2 separate regions of the Homo sapiens genome follow, and region 1 is linked to region 2. A link is a contact called in ENCODE Hi-C or POLR2A ChIA-PET data. All regions are on one chromosome and are shown on one strand. Each heading gives the region's core, a stretch centred on a gene start or an enhancer-like site at or near the end of the contact. The rest is flanking DNA. Distances are from core to core; before and after follow the strand shown. Region 1 overlaps LOC105378569 (a long non-coding RNA gene). Region 2 holds the start of STK32C (serine/threonine kinase 32C).

Region 1 (6,111 bases), core at 1,836-4,335, 160 kb after region 2:
CTGTTTCTTTCCTTGTGAGGTGGTGACAGTAGCCCTGACGTCACAGCATGGAGCAGGATCACATGAACAGCAAATCCTGGCCCACGGTAGGCACACGCAGGGGTCAGGACGTTGGCCTGCGCCCTTCCCTGGGGGATGGTGGCTCAGGACCCCAGGCTGGCCTCCCTGCTGGCACCAGAACCCAGGGCCCCCTGGGCACAGGCCTGGGAAGGCTGAAAGAAGGTGTGGCCCAGCACAGTCCAGCATGGAGAGCCTCAGTGCCTGCCCCCTGGTAGGGTCCCCAGCCCCTACTCCCACACCTTTGCTGGGCAGCAGGTCCCCCCACAGGGGCTCAAAGGCTGACGGCCTTCCCTGAGGGTGCAAGGCTGGTTTCTGCAGAGTCCAGGGTGGGTGCTGGTGGCTTTGGGCAGTGTCTGGCGGCCCTGCGGATGCCCTGTGGATACAGCCCAGTGGGCAGCACAGAGCCAGACCCTGCCCTGCCCTGCCCTGCCCTGCCTTGCCCTGCCCTGCCCCGCCCCACCCTGCCCTGCCATCCCCAGGGTAAGGTCCCACAAGCCAGATCCTCCCTGCGTGTAGTCACCAGTCAAGGACTGCTCCCCAGCAATTCCTCCTCGCTAGCGCCACCCTCCCCGTGCTTACACAGCTGCAGCCCCCCGCCGCAATCCTTCCGGGCCCAGCCTGCCCCAGGACACACTCCCTTAGGAAGGTCTTTGCTACTGAACGGCTCGTTGGCCCTCACGGACCCTCAGGTGCGTGTCCGACAGCCCCTCTGGAGACTCACAGCCCGGCCTCCGTGCCTGGCTCAGAGCCGGAAGAGCTCCGCAGCCTCCGTCAGTCACACCGAGCCCAGCCTGGGGAAGGCCCCAGAAGCAGGAGTGTGCAGCCTCACAGACCGCACCCGGCCCTCCGCTCGGGGCTCTCTGGCCTGCGTGCTCAGAGCAGGAGGAGGTGGCCCAGGCTGTAGCCCCTGCTCAGGAGGCCGTGGAGAACCAGCTGGAGTCCCCACCACGCCCTGAGCGAGGGGGCGGCAGAAGGGAGGCGGCTCTGTCTCCGTGACATCAGGAGGGCCCGGGGGGCGGAGCAGGAAGACGAGTGACCACGACGCCAGGTATGGCGCTGAGCACCACGTGCAGGCCTAGCCGGTGACCCTCACAAGCCCTGCATAAGGTCAGGGTCACGCTCCCATTTTACAGATGGGGAAGCCCAGGCACCCGGACCACGCAGGGGGCCTTGTGCAGGACAGGGGTCATGTCTGGTCCCGTCCAGGTCACCTTACAGGTGAGACGCCCGGGCCCGCAGGTTGAGGCCGGCCAGCCCCCTCCCAACAGACCCCCTTGGTGGCTCTGAGTGAGGGCTGGTCCAGGGACAGGGCCTGAGGGGCACCACTGGGACCCAGCTGGAGGGTGTTCAGGAGCCATGAGGCTGCAGTCAGGCTGGCCCTGGGATGCCAGAGGGGATGCAGCCCCCACCGGGCCCCTCCTGTGGCCACAGCACAGCCCAGCCTGCCCCAGACAGGCTGCCAAGGCCTGGTTCAGGCCAGGGTGCCGGGCTGAGGTCGTGCCCACATTGCCACCCCTCTGCTCTGTGTGCTCAACTCAAACCCGCCCGGCCCTGCATGCAAACTTCCAGCTGAGACCCTCTGAGGCCCCTGGCGCTGAAGGATCAGGGTGCCCCCTGTGTATGATTTGAAATAACAACAGCACTAAGCCATCGAATGGGTGAAAGGTCAGAGTTCTGTTCTTTCCCACAGAGACAGCTTGGATGCCTTTTTTGAAATAACAAATATCAAATCCTTTCTAAAATTGTCACACACGGCCCCGCCTGGTTGGTGCCCAAGGACGTGCCCGGCCCACCCCGGCACCCTGCAGTTCCTCCCACCACCGTCTGGCCTGCTGAGCCTGCTGTCCTCGGCCCCCGGGAAGGAGCTCCCTTCCGCTCAGAGGGCTTCAGACCAGCCCGGTCTCCATCACACCCTCCACGCCGCCTCCTCCCAAGGCAGGCTCTGCCCCTGGACTGTAGAGAAGGCTCCAAAAGGACCGACCCCCCAGGACTGGAGACTCAGGAGAGGGAGCGCTTCCCTGAGTGCCAGTGGACTGGACCCTACCCTGAGCCAGGCCTAGACCAGGGGTCCACCCTGTGTGGCCGGGGAGCAAGAAAGCCAGTGGGGCCATCGCCTTGGTGCAGGTTCCGTGGGAAAGGGTCCTTTTTCCAACGGGGCGGGAAGAGGTGCCAGGCAGATGGAAGTCTCGGTTTCCCCAAAGGAGCCATCGGCCTGTGGCTGGAGGTCCTGCTTCCTTCCCCACCCCAGCTGGCCCTGGAGGTGGATGGCAGGCCCACCGCAAGCCCTGAGAAGCTGGGCGGCCTGGGTCAGTCCAGAACTCCCCTGACCCGCCTTTCCTGTTGCACGTGGGGACGCCAAAGCCAGGGAGGCTCAGCCCTGTGAGGCCCTGGGTGCTGGACAGAAAGACTCTTGCTCCTCCAGCCACCTCAGTGCTCTCAGCTGGCCAGGGCCATGTGTCACCCACTGAGCTGGGGAGCCCTTAGGTAGAGACACGGCAGGGTCCACGCAGGTGACACCTGGGTGACAATTTGAAAAAGGAGGCCTCAGGTAACTGTGGCCTGTGGACCGTGGCTGTGCCCAGCACTCAGCCATTTGCCTGATGAAAGACAGTCAGGGAGAGTGCCAGCTGACCGGGTGGGGGCGTGAGCTGAGCAGGGGAGGAGGGGCCCCATGTGATGCTCCGTGGGGGGAGGGACCCTCGGCAGAGGGCGTTTGACTCGAGGAGGGGGCGCCAGGCCCCGGCTCAGCTCACCACCCGGCCCATGTCCAGCATCCCCCCAAAGCCAGCCTCTGCCCGGGCCGAGGCTGCCCTCCCAGGGGTGGGGAAGCCTTGGCCCCACCTGCTGCCCAGTCTCCCCAGGCTGCTCTCACCACAGTGCCCCAGATTTTGCTTCTGGAAATACACTGGCAATTAAATCAAAAAGCCCTTAGAGCCGCCCAGAGAGGAAAGGTGAGCGCTTACGCAACAGCTCATTACCGCGGCTCCCGAGGGCCCAGGAAGATGCCCGTCCACCAAGGCCACCTGCCCAGGACTCTGCCTGGGGGCAGGAGGAGGGCAGGACACCAGCTGCCTCTGACCTGCAGCCCCTCACGTCCTCACAAGGGAGGATATCCCCCTCCCAGGGCCAGCCACGGTTCAACGCGGTGCATGAGCACAAGGTGCTGGGTGGGGCCAGGGGACACCTGTCTCAGGCTCAAGGCTAAGGAAGGGAGGAACGCTACTGAGCAGAGCTGTGCGGCCCCAAGGCCGGCTCCAGGCAGGCGGGGCAACGCCAGCTCCCAGGGCGGGAGGGGACGGGGGAACAGCCCCTGGGAGGCGCCAGGGTCGTGGGGGTGTTGGGGAGGTGAGGGACAGGGTGCCGCTCTGGGGGTGGTCAGAGTCCTGCTGGTCTGGCGCTGACAGGACTCAGGTCCACCTCCCTGCCTGCATACAAGGGGAGACTGAGGGTCTTCACGCCCATTCATCCCGCTCAACGCTGAAATGAAAGGAGGCAAGGAAAGAGGGAGAGGGCAAGGGAGGGAGAGAGGAACCAAGGGAGAGAGGGAAGAAGGGAGGGAGAAGGAGAGGGAGTTCGGGGAGGGAGAAGGGGAGGAGGAGAAGAAGCTGGAAAGGGAGGGGAGGGAGGAGATGGGGAGGAGATGGGAGGCAGGGGGAGGGGAGGGAGGAGATGGGATAGGGGAGGAGATGGAAAGCAGGGGAGGGGAGGGGAGGGAAGGCAGGGGAGGGGAGGGAAGGCAGGGGAGGGGAGGGGAGGGAAGGCAGGGGAGGGGAGGAGATGGAAGGCGGGGGAGGGGAGGGAAAGCAGGGGAGGGGAGGGGAGGGGTCTAGCGGCACCTAGAGAGTGTAGACAGTGCTGGCTGTTCTGAAGGGGCTGCAGCAGCTCTCCGAGTCTTTTCTGGGGCCTCTTGGGCCTGTTGACCCTCACGCGGTCCTTGCCCCTGTGGGCACTTCTTCCTGCCTCCTGGACAGTGGTGGGGGTGTTGGGGGTTGGGGTTCTGTCTCCCACCCACCAGGGCCTCAGGAATCTCTGGCAGCACTGGCCCCTTGCCCTGGGCCACGGGACACTGCTAGGCTGATGTTTGCAGCCCCGTGGCCACGGCTGTTGCAGCCCCTGCCCCCTGCCCAGGGGTCAGCAGGTCCCAAGAGCCGCAGAGTCCCCCTCCGCCGTCTGCCTCAGTTCAAGCTCTGGCCCTTCCTTCACCAAGAAGAAAACTCAGTGGGCCCACTTGATGCTTGTTTTCCCTGAAAATAATAATATAATAATAATAATAATGGCTCCTGACTTATTTAATAATAAAATTGTAGAACATTTATAAAATAGAAGAAAACCACAACCTCACCCCAAAACCCGGAGCGGGAAGGCCTGATGGCAAGCGTCTGCTCGGCCCTTCCAGCCTGTCCCTGGCACGCTGACCCTGCTTGGGACTCTCCTTGCCCGATCGAGCCTGCCCCGGGGCACCAGAGGACAATAAACCCGTGAAAGCTAGGCTCGGTGACCAGGGCTGCCCCAGCGAGGGTGAAACAGGGCTCAGCCAGGAGGGCTGGGGCAGCGGCAGGTGTCCAGCCACGGGGTGGGGCTGGTTCCCTGGGGCCTGTCCCAGGAGGGGCATTAGGGTAAAAGATCTGACTGTAAGGCCTCAGGCAAGCACAGGTGGGAAACCTCTGCAGGTCCCAGAGGCCAGGCCAGGGGGGCAGTTTGGGGCAGGCAGGGGGCTGGAGGGGAAGAGCAGGGGCTTGGTAATGGCCTTGACTTTCACCAGCCTGGAGACCAGCCGCAGAGTGGGGCGAGCTTTGCTTTCTGGGTTCTGACTTTGAGCGGCGGGCTCTGTGCTCTGGTGGGCTGCCAAGTCCCAGTGAGTCTGTCTCCAGGGGAAACTGCCTATTTGTTTAGGAAAATATGTTAATGGCCTTTTGGGTAGTGGGAGGAAAATCTCAGGGCACCGTCTGAAATCAACAGAGTCAAAGTGGCTCACAGCACAGGAGGGGTGTCCCACGGGGCGCAGGGCTGCCTCAAAGGCGGAACTGTTAGGGGCCCTCAGATTGGACCCAAGGGGCAGGGGAGAGGGGATTTGATACAGGATAAATTGTACGTAGTTTTAATTTAATTTATCTGATGACTAGAGATGTTAAGCATTTCTACTTTGGACATTTGATTTGTTTCATTTAAATCGTCTTAGGCTGGTCTTTCTCCATTTTTTTACTGGGATATTTGTTTTTTTTTAAATTAGTTTTGTGGTTCTTCATCTGTGGCAAATACTTTTTCCTGTTTGTCACTTGACTTTTAATTTATTTAAGGTATTTTTATAAATAAAAATGTTAAAATTCTATGCACTCAAATTTGTACATATTTTCCCTTGATGAAGACTGTTTGGTTTATGCTTAGAAAGTTCTTATCAAATTCAAAATTGGTGCAATACTTACAGACGTATGTGTTTTTATTTATAGAATGATTTGCTTTTTTATTTATTCTCTAGCCCACCTGGAATTGATTTATGTGAACACTTGGCTAGGAATATAATTTTATTTTTTCTCCAAGTAATGAACCTGCCTTCCCGGGACACTTGCGGTGTTTCATCCTGCGGCCGCCTGGGCCCTTGTGGTTTTGTGCTTTGAGTGGTGCTTAACGAAAGGGCCTCTGGAAGTGTGTGTGCGGCTTAAAGGAGACTCGGAAGACTGAGCCACGTCTCGGGATCAGGAGCGTAGAGCTGGCACCCCCCTAACAGGAACCCTGGGAGGCAAGCTGTTGCCAGGAGACCCTCACACGGGCAGCAGCCTTGGTTAAGAGATGGGCCCACCCAGAGCAGCCTGGTGGGGTATCAGGAAAGAAAAGGCCTGATCTTGCTCTCCTCCCACCTCCATCTCCTGCCAGTTCCTCCCTTTGCCAAACCCAACTAGAAGGCAGAGGGCATGGGAGTCCCCTGGTACTGCCGCGGAGGCGGATCCCAGAACGCCCCCAGCACACAATGTCCTCACTAGCAACAACTAAAGCTAGAAATCACAGACGATGTCTTCAAAGTTCTGGGGCAAAACGATTTTAAACCAGATTCTT
Region 2 (6,141 bases), core at 3,398-5,897:
AGTGAAACCACAGAAGCGCTAGAAGAAAGTACAGATGCAGGTTTATGAATTAAATTATTATTAACTGTGCTGGGAAGGACTGCTGTCACATAAAGGCAAGGCCGGACGCAGCCACAAAGGCAGATGATGAATCTGACCACACACAAATTAAACACATCCATAGAGAAAAAAGCTAAGTAGCAACATTAAAAGATAAATGAGGAACGTGGGAGGGAAGCTGCTGAAGGCTCAGCCTGTGTACCAGGAAGGGCGAGAGGAACCTGCGGCTGCCATCCCACAGGACACATGCCGCTAACAAGCGCGGGCAGGCAATTCAAAAAGTGTGGAAACACGTGAAATGTGTTTAGAGCTGAATGCTCTAAACATTTAAGGTAAAAAGATGATGAACCTCATTGATAATCAAAGAAACTCAAAGCATGAGTGCCATCTTTTAATCTCTTAGACTGGCAAAGAATAGAAACATTGCTGATACCCAAAGCTGGAGAGGATTCAGGGGAAAAGGCGATCAAACCCTCCCGCTCCTGGAGCAAGTGAAAATGGGTTTTCCCTTCCCGCCAGCTCCGCTGGCAGCAGGTGGTCTGGTTCTCTCCCCTGCAGGTGCCTCCCGCCACCCACTGCACTCGCTCCTGCCTCCCTGTCTTGTCAGTCTCTCTGCTTCCCCTCTGCCCGGTTACCCCACGACAGCATGGCCCATAAACAATGCTCAGAGAGGGACCAATTGAGCGGCCACACGTGTTAAGGTATTTCACACGGACCCCTTTGCCTGAGCAATGTCGTTCCTAAAAATGTATCCTAGGGAAACAATGCCAAGTGCACAAAGATCTGCAACGATGTTCATCAATACGTCGTTTATGATATTTATAAAACAGAAACACCTCACAGTCCTGTGACAGGAAACTAAGTAAGCAGAGAAAGTCACAGCTGCTCAGGGGAGCACTGCAGAGTCGGGAATCTCAGCCTCGACTGCTGGTAAAACTCAAGAGGGGCTTAAAAAAAAAGCCTGAGCCCCTGAGCCCCACCCCCAACCCACCAAACCCCCCCAGTTCACCCACAGTTCACGGGTGTGGGGCTTGAGCATCTGCATTTTTTAAGAGTGCCCAGTGAATGACTCGGGTCCACAGCCTGGGGCTGAGAACTGTTGTAAATTCAGCCAACAAATGATGCCTCAGGTCTGGAAGAGGCTGGCAACATATCGCTGAATCAACAAGCACCTTACGGCAAATTGGCATGCAGAGCAGGATCCCACTTCTGCTAACAAAGAGAGAGTGTTTCTCCACGGCTGTACCTGGGACTGTATTTCCAGAAAAAGGCTGGGAGGTGACACCGTGATCCCAATGCTGAAGTTACAGATACCGTGGCATAAAGTATAGAATGTTTTTAAATGCATACATTTTAATGCTTTCATAATTAGGAAAAAACAAAGGTGTTTCTAATTTTAAGAGATGACTTGAGGAGTCTGGTGGCCCCTGGTCCTGCCTCACTGCCTGCCCGGCCCGGCGCCCAGGGCGGGCCGTCCACAGCCTGCAAGGGCCTGTCCACTCCAGCCTTCCCCAGATGAAGGCAAAGCCCCTCAGGGAGGAGCTACTTCCTGCTGGCGGGCTAATGCCACGTCAGGCTGGAGACTCAATGCTGTGACCCCGAGACGGGCGAGCGCCCCCCAGGTTGCAGAGCTGCTTAGCGGGAAGGTACCGGAGCCTCCTCTCAGGTTCACTTGGTATCACCAGGACACCAAGACAGAGAGGAATGAAGGGGCTCGCCCAACGCCATGCAGCTCTGGTGCAGAGCAGCAGCAGAAAGACCCCCTAACCAAGTTCAACCCCAAAAATGAATTTTTCACCGAAGTCAGAGAAGGGATAGAATGGGAGCATGTGAGGGGCTGAGGGGAAGGAAAACTGGAGACCCTCAGTTCTGGCATGACAAAGACGTGCAGAGAATTCTGTACATGCACCAAATATCTGCCAAATTAGGAAAATGGTTCTGGAGTCCACAAGGATTAAAAGGAACAGAGGACATTTAGTCTTATATGTCGCAACTATGCCTATCAGTTGAAATTTACCTGGCACTTTGTTAAACAGCACTCTTAATTTCTTTTTTCCTTTTCTCTGCATACTAAATTTGATATATTAATTAGGTGTTTTAATCTAAAAAATTCATCGGAAGGTCTAGCATTGCCATAGCAACCGTGCAGATTCAGTAAACTCGAGACACCAACACAGCACCAGGGCCTCCTTAAGCCAGTGCTGCCACGGGGCCACGAAAGTACCAGGCAAATGACTGCACCAACCTGAAAGGGGTGGGACTCAGGGGCAACAGTCCCTTCCTAAAAGACTCTCCTTTCTCCTTCCAAACTGAATCCCTTCCACCAACACGAGTCCCCGGCATCCACACTCAGAGGTGCAGAACATTCTTCTGCAAACCCTGTGCTATGACTCCCAAGTTGTCTGTGCCCTGCCAGTGACAGGAAGAAGCGGAGGGAAGCGGTCACCGCCCAGAGATGTCCTCTGCTATTCGGGCCAGGGCCTAGTCTTGCCCTCCTGATTTCACCACACAAAGCCCAGCTGAGTCCCGGCGGGTGCTCAGTTTGGGGATGTGGCTGCATACCAAGCCATACGGAGCCAGCAGCATCCGTGGGACACCGTCAGCCGAATCTCTGCCGTCCTACTACAGGCAAATACGGTGATGCTGGGGATGTGAAAGAATTCCCAAGTCAGACCGTGAGCCCCACAGACAGACTCTGTGCTTGCTCTTTTTGCCTTTCTAGTGATCCTTGAATTCTGTGACATAACACACTGTGAACACACAGGGAAGTCTACCCTACAAAGCTGAAGGCAGCCCAGTGCCACACCACTGTCTCCACTCCCACCCCCGGAGAGCACGGTGCCGAGACCCAGAAGAGCAGCCAGCTCTTGGCTGACACCAGCAAGTGCTAAACCAGATGCGTTTCTCAGACGTTCTCTCAACCCGCAGCCAGAAACGAGAGGCAAATCTGCCTCCTGATCAGCTCCTAGTTCACTCTGGGCTTTCTTTACTTTGAATATTTATGTTAAAAACAAAAACATTTCTCAAACATTCACCATCGTGAGTTCTGCTGTCCCGAAGTTCAGGACACAGTGACGGGCCACCCTGGAGCGTGTGGGGCCTGGTGTGGCTGGGCCTTCAGCCCTCCTTCTAGGCAGCACACCATGAATCCCCGGTGCCGTCTCCCGGAGGAACGGCGGTGCACGGCCCCACACTCACCAACGCCGGCCTGAGGTCGTATTACTGTAATTTCCCATAATGCTTAAATTATTTATCGCAAGTAAATAGCCTGGCTCCTGAGCGCTGGGCTCTAAAATTTTGAAGGATCCATCATACCTCTGCACGCTATCTATAAATGAAAAATGCACATTTCAAGTATTTTAAGAAAATGTCAAAAAACATGAAATGTGTCATCAATGTACGATTTTAAATGATTTGCATGTTACCTGTAGAAAAGAGCTGTATGTCTGCATGTGACTGTATTACAGTGCCCACAGGCAGACGCGGCACCACATCTCCCTGCAGGTGATAATTCGGGGGTCCCCGGGGCCCCCTGGCACCCCGGGAGGTGTCCCTGCAGGCCTGTCCCATGTCACCTCACCTGCCTTCTCTGCTTTCTATGGCGCCCACGGCTGCACGGTCACTCAGGAGACACCAGTCCCCGGGGTTGGCGGCTTTATCTACAGGACTCAGCAGCGCACTCGTTCCTGGCAGGGCAGGTCTTTGCACAACGGCCTGGCCCTGCCTCCAGCGCACATGGGTGAGCAGAGGATGGACACCGCGCGGTCACCAAGGAGACTGAGCCTCTGAGCGGCCGGGCCCCGCCACCTGTGGGGCAGGAGCCTCACTCGCACTCGGGCGGCACAGGTGAGCGCCTCTCTAACTGCAAAGTACAAACGAGCCCGCACGTGGGCCCGAGCGGATCACGGAAAGCGGAAAGCAGGGCTGCCACGGGCGGTGGGCGGAGGCGCGCGCAAGCCCGGAGACGCCACAGCCGCGGGGGACCCTCGCCCCGAGGGCCCGGGCCCAGCCTGCTCCTCCTGCGGCGCCGCCACTAGAAACGGAGGACGCGGGCGGGCGCCCAGAACTCGCGTGGGGCCGCAGCCACCCGGCGCGAGCTTCTCCGGAAGCCGGGGCGCCCCGGGAAGCCGTCCCGGACACCGGGGGAACCCCTGCGGGAAAAAGCCGCCCAGCCGCGCCCGCCCCTGCAATAGCGCGCGGCCCCCACGTCGTCCCCGTGCCCGCACTCACCGTCCTCCTTGTCGTCAAACACCGGCCTCCGCGCGGTGGCCGCCGACATGGACGAGCCCATCCTCTTCTTCCACTTGCTCCACTGAAACAGGGGGCGCGGCTGCGAGCGGACATCGCCCGAGTCCCGGGCCCGGGGCTGGCCAGCAGCGGGCGGCGGCAGGGCCGAGGGCGCGTCGGAGCCGGCGGGGCGCGCGCGGCCGGGGGGCGGCGAGCCCGGGGACGCCGCGGCGCTGCTGCCCCTGCGCTCGGCGCCACTCCTCATCGCCGGGTCTGGGTGCGCGCGGCAGCCGGAACTCGGGGCATGGCCGGCCGGCAGGGCCGGGAGCGGCAGTGGTAGCGGGAGCGCTCGGGGCCGGCAGCGCCCGCCGTGCGCTCTTCTGGGCGGTGGAACCCGCCCCGTAGATTGCGAGCGCTGGGGGCGGGGCAGGGGCGGGGCTTCTGGAAGGGGCGGGGGCGGGGCGGAGCTCCTGGAAGGGGTCGAGGCGGAGCTGAGCGCCGGGGCGTGGCAGGTGCGGAGCTTCGGGAAGGGTAGGGGCGGGGCCGAGCCGGGGGCGGGGCAGGGGCGGGGCTAGTGCCTGGAGTGTCGCTAGGGAGTGGGTGGCCGCCACCAGTCTAGGGATGGGGGCTGTGGTTCGCCGGGACACGGGGACCACGGCTCAGACTAGACGGCGGGTACGAGAGCGAGGGAGGCAGGGAGCGTCCCCACGGGTATCCTGGGGCCCCGGAGGTCGGCGTCCCTGGCACGGGGACTGCTGTGCCCGGCACGGCGGCGGGACCTTCTCGCGGTCTCCGGGGGCCTCCCTCCCCTGCCTTCTTCGTGAAAACAGCCGGCGCGCGGGCTTCCGCCGCCCAGTGCGGGGAGCCCTAAACTCCAGCCTTCTGCTTTGCGCAGGGTGAGGCCGGGCTGCAGGCCCGGGATGCGGGCGGCGGGAATCTGCCGGGCAGAGCCCGGCTCACGGTCAGGAGGCGGCAGGCTGAGTCCAAGCGCTGCGCCAGAGGGTGGGGTGGGGCAGGGCGGGCCTGGCTGCGCGCGCGCACACGCGGGCGCCTGGGGTGGGCGCTAAGCCCTGAGCACGTGCGCCCGCGCTCTCGGGCACCCCCGTGCCATCCTCGCGACCCCCGTCCGGCCTGAGACCGCGTGCCCGAGTCGCCCAGGGTCCCCTTGTCCAGATGCGACAGGGGCCTCGGCACTCGGCGTATTTCGGAGGCCTGGGGCGCGGCTTGACCTCCGGGCACCTCTGCCCCTGCGCAGGGCCAGGCGCGACCTTGCGCGGAAAGTGCTGGGCGCCTTGGAGTGCCCTGGAGAAGGCGCGGCTCTGCATGGAGCCTCGCCGCCTGCCCCTGGCGCTTGTCACTGAAGAATCAGTTTTTGCTACCGGGCTGTTTGACTTTAGGAAGCCTTTACCTCCTTAAGTTCTGCCCTGTAACCAGGACACAAAGACGGGGTCTCTTCCTCCTCGGTGAAATCCTAGATGGGATTTCCTGCTGCCCGCCCGGACGATGAGCGGATCCCCAACATGGCTCCAAGGCCAGTGTCTCCCGCTCCCGTCCCTCCCACCGCACACAACTGTCTACCCTGTCATTCAGCCACTGTGAGCCCTGCCTCCCCACGGCCTTTGACATTCAGTGTGGCCGCCCGCCCTAACCGCCTGATGCATGAAATGTGAGCACGGGAAGTCTGTGTGGCTTCTGGGCCAACAGGAGCCCCCATCCCTTGGGGACTATAAGGAATGGAACCATGCCCATCTACCTAGGACATGCACCCGCCTGGACATGCACCCGCCTGGACATGCACCCGCCTAGGACATGCACCCACCTGGACATGCACCCGCTTAGGACACATGGCATGCATTTCACTACTGAGATTTAGAG

Evidence for each region. A loop is a pair of places that touch in the nucleus more often than their neighbours do. ChIA-PET counts read pairs that join two places held with the same protein, here RNA polymerase II (POLR2A). Pooled maps may share reads with other maps.
Region 1: a map of body of pancreas shows a loop between it and region 2 (2.0-fold over the local background). The contact joins the enhancer-like site here to the promoter of STK32C in region 2. A Hi-C loop is called at or near these places in 13 of 168 maps with a recorded cell type or tissue (B cell, CD14-positive monocyte, CD4-positive, alpha-beta T cell and 8 more), 15 of 37 single-sample maps with no recorded cell type and 23 of 50 pooled maps. POLR2A ChIA-PET finds 5 or more read pairs at or near these places in 1 of 52 experiments (AG04449).

What each region holds. Positions count from the first base shown.
Region 1 is chr10:132,464,791-132,470,901 of GRCh38, forward strand. It overlaps LOC105378569 (a long non-coding RNA gene), which reads left to right. Exons shown (of 3, transcript XR_007062343.1): 3 at 20-3,301. Among named protein-coding and RNA genes, the nearest start is that of LINC02870, 23 kb to the left of the region's middle. RefSeq lists an enhancer at 461-1,051. Within about 2 kb of position 3,086, at least 12 of the 41 ENCODE cell types and tissues checked have a DNase peak (open chromatin) inside an H3K27ac peak, as active enhancers do; they include body of pancreas and ovary, where a contact is called at or near this core.
Region 2 is chr10:132,303,303-132,309,443 of GRCh38, forward strand. STK32C (serine/threonine kinase 32C) reads right to left here and starts at 4,648. Exons shown (of 12, transcript NM_173575.4): 1 at 4,270-4,648. The coding sequence starts at 4,531. RefSeq lists a silencer at 4,472-5,121 and enhancers at 5,374-5,918, 5,919-6,141.